Regions from separate parts of the Homo sapiens genome. Here region 1 is linked to region 2. A link is an interaction called in ENCODE POLR2A ChIA-PET data of the cell type or tissue named here. Cell type or tissue: Caco-2. All regions are shown on one strand. Links, peaks and the distances in the headings refer to the core of each region. The heading gives the core; the rest is flanking DNA. Region 1 holds the start of LOC124904910 (a long non-coding RNA gene). Region 2 has its middle 14 kb from the start of GDAP1L1.

Region 1 (2,913 bases), core at 311-2,810, 58 kb after region 2:
GTGTTGCCCTGGGCTCGGGATCCCTAGCAGGAGGACAAGGAGGAGAATCCATTTACAAACACTCCGGAAGCACCTACCCTGGGCCAGAGTCATTAAATAGGACCCAGTCCCCACCCCCAGGGAGCCTCCAGCTTTGGGGCTGAAGAAGAGAGCAATATTGCTTGAAGGTAAGGGGAACTCTGGAAGCAGGATGGAAAGCAATTTTGGCCAGAACAATAAGTGAAAGACTGATCAGCAGGAAGAGTCTGCTGAGATTTGGGGATGACTGCCCACAGCAAAGACAGAGAAACTCCCATCTCGGTTTGGAGACAGGGAGGGTCTTCAGTTGTTAGAAGAGCTGGCAACTCTTCCTAGAATCTGTGGAAAGACTGTTGCCCAAATGAGCTGTCTCCAATAAATGGCCAACACACAGTAGCTTTTCTAAGGATATCTGCATGAAGAGAATGAGGAACCCCAGCTTGGAGAAGTGGGAATAAAGGAGATGGAATACAGGGGCTGGGAAGTGCAGAATCATTAGGGTGAACGCTGAGCTGTTTTAACAAGAGGGAAGAAACACCTGGAGCTTAAGAGCGTAAAAGTTCAGGTATGGTGGCTCACACCTGTAATCCTAGCACTTTGGGAGGCCGAGATAGGCAGATCATGAGGTCAGGAGTTGAGACCAGCCAACATGGTGAAACCCTGTCTCTACTAAAAATACAACAATTAGCCGGGCATGGTGGGAGTCACCTGTAATCCCAGCTACTCGGGAGGCTGAGGCAGAAGAACTGCTTGAACCTGGGAGGCGGAGGTTGCAGTGAGCTGAGATGGCGCCACTGTACTCCAGCTTGGGCAACAGAGCAAGACTCCATCTCAAAAAAAAAAAAGAGAGTAAAAGTTCAGTTATCTTGGGGAGGCTGAGGCAGGAGGATCGCTTAAGCCCAGGAGTTCAAATCCAGCCTGGAAAACAAAGTGAAACCCCATCACTAAAATCTTTAAAAGGGGTAGGGGAAGTTCAGTTATCTCCCATTAACAAGTTCAGTGGTGCAGACTGGCCGGTGTCTGTTTGCTGACTGTTACTCCACCTTCCAGTGCATTGTCTTCATCTGCATGGTCAAAACTCGATCATGAGAAGCCGGGTTTTATGTGATAGGACAGGAAAGAGACGATGGAGGAACATATGCCCAATAGTTTAAGGCCTAGACTTGAAAGAGCAACATATCACTTCCGCTCACATTCCAATGGTAAGAATGGAGGGCCTCACCCAGCTGCAAAGGAGGCTGGGAAATGTAGTATCTGGCTGGGTAGTCTATTGCTAAGGAAGAAGAGAACAGATTTTCCTGGACAGCTAGCAGCCTCTGGCATAAGGAATAACTGTGAATGAGAAGAAGATCAGGTAGACTGCTGGAGAAAATGGCAGACTCTGGCTGGGCGCGGTGGCTCACACCTGTAATCCCAGCACGTTGGGAGGCCAAGATGGGTGGATCACCTGAGGTCAGGAGTTTGAGACCAACCTGGCCAACATAGTAAAACCCTGTCTCTACTAAAAATACAAGTTAGCCAGGCATGGTGGTGCCCGCCTGTAATCCCAGCTACTAGGGGGAGGCTGAAGCAGGAGAATTGCTTGAACTGGGAGGCGGAGGTTGCAGTGAGCCGAGATTGCGCCACTGCACTCCAGCCTGGGCAACAAGAGGGAGACTTTGTCTTGAAAGAAAGAAAGAGAGAGAGGGAGGGAGGAAGGAAGGAAGGAAGGAAGGAGAAAGAGAGAAACAGAGAGAGAGAAGGGAGGGAGGGAGGGAGGAAGGAAAGAAGAAAGGAAGGAGGGAAGGGGAGAGAGAGAGAAAAGAGGAGAGGAGAGGAGAGGAGGAGAAAGAAAGAAAATGGCAGACTCGGTATGGGCTGGAAGACATTGGAAACCCCTCACCCACCTGTTCTACATATGGGACACCAAGGCCCTGCATGGGGTGATGTCTGGTTTGGTCAGGATCCCACTGTAAGAGGACTAGAGCCCTAGGAGTCCTTTCCCTGGTCCCATTATTTTTATTTTTATTTTTAGAGACAGAGTCTCACTCTGTTGTTGCCCAGGCTGGAGTGCAGTGGTGAGATCATAGCTCACTGCAGCCTCAAACTCCTGGGCTCAAGTGATCCTCCCATCTCAGCCTCCTGAGTTGCTGGAACTACAGGCGTGCACCACCATGCCTGGCTCCTGGTCCCATTCTGTCTCTCAGAACATCATGGAGAAAATCCAGAGTGGGAGACAGGAAGTGTCAATACATAGGCATTTACCCAGAAATCTGTCAGCTGCCCAGCCTTCTATGAGTTGCCATCAGGTGCTTCAGAAATGAAGACGACGGTGGCTATCAGAGTTCAGTAGTCTGATGGACAACACTGCCAGGACTGTGGTAGTAGGTGTCCCCAAAGTTTAGACTGTTAAGAAAGGTCTCTCCATCATTACAGGATTCCTGCTGGGGAGGACAGTAAGGGCTTCTAAAGGGCATATTTTCTTTAGCTCATTGGTTCCTCACTGCCAAAGTCACAGACTCAATTGCCTAGATCACATCAGCTTATCTCCAAAGACCTGTTTGGTTCCTTTCTAGCAACCTACATTACCTAAAGGCCTTAGTTTTCTCATCTCTGAAATGGAGCTGATAATAATAGCTTCCATTCATTGACTACTAACTATGCACTCTGAAATTTACATAAATTATTTCTAACCCTGAGAAGTGCAGTTTTTATGTTTCATGGATGAGAAAACTGAGGCTCAGAGAGTTCAAGTACTGAAGGTAAAGGCAGTAGATTAGACTATTCGTCTTCCCCAATTGGATTGTACATTCCTGGCCTTTGACATGAAACTTTGCAGGACCTCCCACTGTCGGTAGAGTTTATTCCCTGCCCCATTGATGCGCCCACAGAAGGTTAGAGGAAGGATGTGTCAGG
Region 2 (2,913 bases), core at 324-2,823:
TGAGGCGGGCAAATGACCTGAGGTCAGGAGTTCAAGACTAGCCTGGCCAACACGGTGAAACCCTATCTCTACTAAAAATACAAAAATTAGCTGGGCGTGGTGGTGGGTGCCTGTAGTCCCATCTACATGGGAGCCTGAGAGAGGAGAATCGCTTGAACCCAGGAGGCAGAGGTTGCAGAGAACCAAGATCATGCCACTGCACTCCAGCCTGGCGACACAGCAAGACTCTGTCTCAAAAATAAGTAAATAGGCTGGGCGCCTAATTATTTATTTATATTTATATATTTTTTATATTTATATTTTTTAAATAAATTTATTTTTATAAATTTATTTTATAAATAAATAGGCTGTGCACCTATTTATTTTTATTTATATATATTTTTTATTTATATTTTATTTATATTTATATTTATATTTATTATTTATTTATTTTATTACAGGCTCTCGCCTGTAGTCCCAACACTTTGGGAAGCCAAGGCGGGTGGATCACTTGAGGTCAGGAGTTTGAGACCAACCTGGCTAACATGGTGAAACCCTGTCTCTACTAAAAATACAAAAATTAACTGGTTGTTGTGGCAGGCATAAGCCCAGCTACTCGGGAAGGCTGAGGCAGGAGAATCACTTAAACCCGAGAGGCAGAGGTTGCAGTGAGCTAAGATCATGCCACTGCACTCCAGTCTTGGCAACAGAGTGAGACTCCATCTTAAAAATAAATAATAAATAAATAAATAAATAAATAAATGTGGATTCCCAGGCCATACCATAAACCAATTAAATCAGAATCTCTAGGGCTGGATTCCTGGCATTGCTACTTTATAAAAGGCCTTAGTTAGTTCTAATGTGCACACAGGGTAAAAAATCAGTGATTGACACCCCTCCACTCCCCGCCACCTTCTCTTTCACTGCTTCAGCTTGAAATCTCTACTGGGTGAGACTGATGACCAGCCCAGTTTGGTTTGGAGCAGAAGCAGTGGTTTTCAGGATCACCTGGGAGCTTTATAAAATGTCCATGTCAGGGCTCCTGCCCCAGACCAACTGAATCAGAATTGCTAGGTGTCAGGGCCAAGAGATTCTTGTTTCACAAAGCTACCCAGATGGTGCTAAGGTTCAGCCACCAGTGTAGAGCCTAATATAAGAACCATCTAGGATTACCACATTCTTCCGCTGAACATTCAGATTCAAAGTCTGGGGTGAGGACCAGGAACCTGTATGTTTAACAAGTGCCATAGGTGATTCTCATGAGATGCAAGGTTGAGAAACACAGATGGAGGAAAGATCCCTGGATTGGAGTCAGTAAGACAGGGCTCCTGGCTGTGTGACTTCTCACAGGTCACTTACCCTCTCTGAGATTCATGTCTTCATCTGTAAAATAGAGATGATGATAATAACTGCGTGAGGCAGAGATGGATCTCTGCCCCCAGAGACCTGTGTTCTCAGTCCATAGGACGCAGTAGGTGTTGGAAAGAGGCTGCCACTCACCAGGGACTGCATTTCCCAGCTCCACTTTGCATTGAGGTGGGGCGACCACATGACTGAGTTGTGGCCAATGAATGTGGGCAGAAGTGAGGAATGCTGCTGCCCATAAAACCCCCATGATCCGCCACTCTCTCTGCCCATCTGCCCATTGGATATCAATGCCTGGGGTAGCTTCAAAGCCCCAAGGGAAAGTTGATAGAACTCTTTGTTCCTCCCCACACCGCTGCCAACTGGACTTTATATGAGTGAAAAATAAACGTCCATGTGTTTAGCTACTGTGACTTGTATCTGTTAAAGTAATGAGTGCTATGTTACCAAACATACTGCCTCTGGGAGTGTGGCAAAAATTAAATGCTCTAATGCAGAGGTTGCAAACAGACAAGGTGTGGGCTTGGATCCACCCTGTAGATATGTTCTGTTATGCCTGCCCCAGTGTTCTTTTTTATATAAATTTATCAATAAATTTTTATTTTTATTTTTTATGAGATGGAGTCTTGCTCTGTTGCCCAGGCTGGAGTGCAGTGGCGCCATCTTGGCTCACTGCAACCTCTGCCTCCCAGGTTAAAGCGATTCTCCTGCCTCAGCCTCCCAAGTAGCTGGGATTACAGCCGCACAGCACCATGCCCAGCTAATTTTGTATTAAGAGATGGGGCTTCGTCATATTGGCCAGGCTTGTCTCGAACTCCTGACCTCAGGTGATCCACCTGCCTTGGTCTCCCAAAGTGCTGGGATTACAGGCGGGAGCCACTGCACCCAGTCGAATTTATTAATACATTTTTAAATGAGCAAATTCACACAAACCTCTGGATTTCCAGGTTCGTGAAAACCCAGAATCGCTGGCACCTGGGTTTGCATTCCAGTGGCTGGACGAGGAGCGGCTGTCCTGTTGAGCGGAACTTGTGCTCCCCAGTTTGCCACAGTCTCCACCACACAGCATTGCTTTATGCCTGGCTTGCCTCACATTCATGACACTTCTCCCATATGCCTACAGCTTCTCGAGTCAGTGAACCCTGATGCAATAGATGTAGAAGTTACGCGTTAGCTGTTAAGATTTTTCACAGCAAAATTCAAGTGACTTCTTGCTCTCAGGAAAGCCATTCTTGCCCAGAATTTGGAAGCAAAATCTTCTGGGTACTCCTTACGGGCTGAAAGATGTTCCCCACCCCGACCCTACCCATATCTGTGGCCATTTCAGCATCCGCTACATGGAGGCAGAGGTAAGAGATGGGACAAGCTCAACTGGATTTGGGGGTCAGATAGACCTGGGTCCCAACGCCAGCTATGCTTGCTTCCTAGCTGGGGATTTGGGGCCAGGCATTTCTTGTTTTCTTTCTTTCTCTCTCTCTTTTTTTCTTGCTCACTTTTCTCTCTCTCTTTCTTTCTTGCTCACTTTTCTCTCTCTCTCTCTATCTCTCGCTCTTTCTTTTTTTTGAGATG

What was found. Peaks named below come from ENCODE experiments on the same cell type or tissue, not always from the same donor. Only the 100,000 strongest peaks of a DNase experiment are listed, where the experiment ranks them.
Region 1: POLR2A ChIA-PET joins it to region 2 with 6 read pairs; 4 of 35 experiments call an interaction of 5 or more read pairs at or near these places.

The regions. Positions count from the first base shown.
Region 1 is chr20:44,290,705-44,293,617 of GRCh38, forward strand. It overlaps LOC124904910 (a long non-coding RNA gene), which reads right to left and starts at 651. Exons shown (of 2, transcript XR_007067597.1): 1 at 1-651. In Caco-2, for the core only: no CTCF peak of the experiment used is centred there; a DNase peak (open chromatin) is centred at 1,264.
Region 2 is chr20:44,232,295-44,235,207 of GRCh38, forward strand. No RefSeq gene overlaps it. Among named protein-coding and RNA genes, the nearest start is that of GDAP1L1, 14 kb to the right of the region's middle. RefSeq lists an enhancer at 1-134. In Caco-2, for the core only: no CTCF peak of the experiment used is centred there; a DNase peak (open chromatin) is centred at 1,527.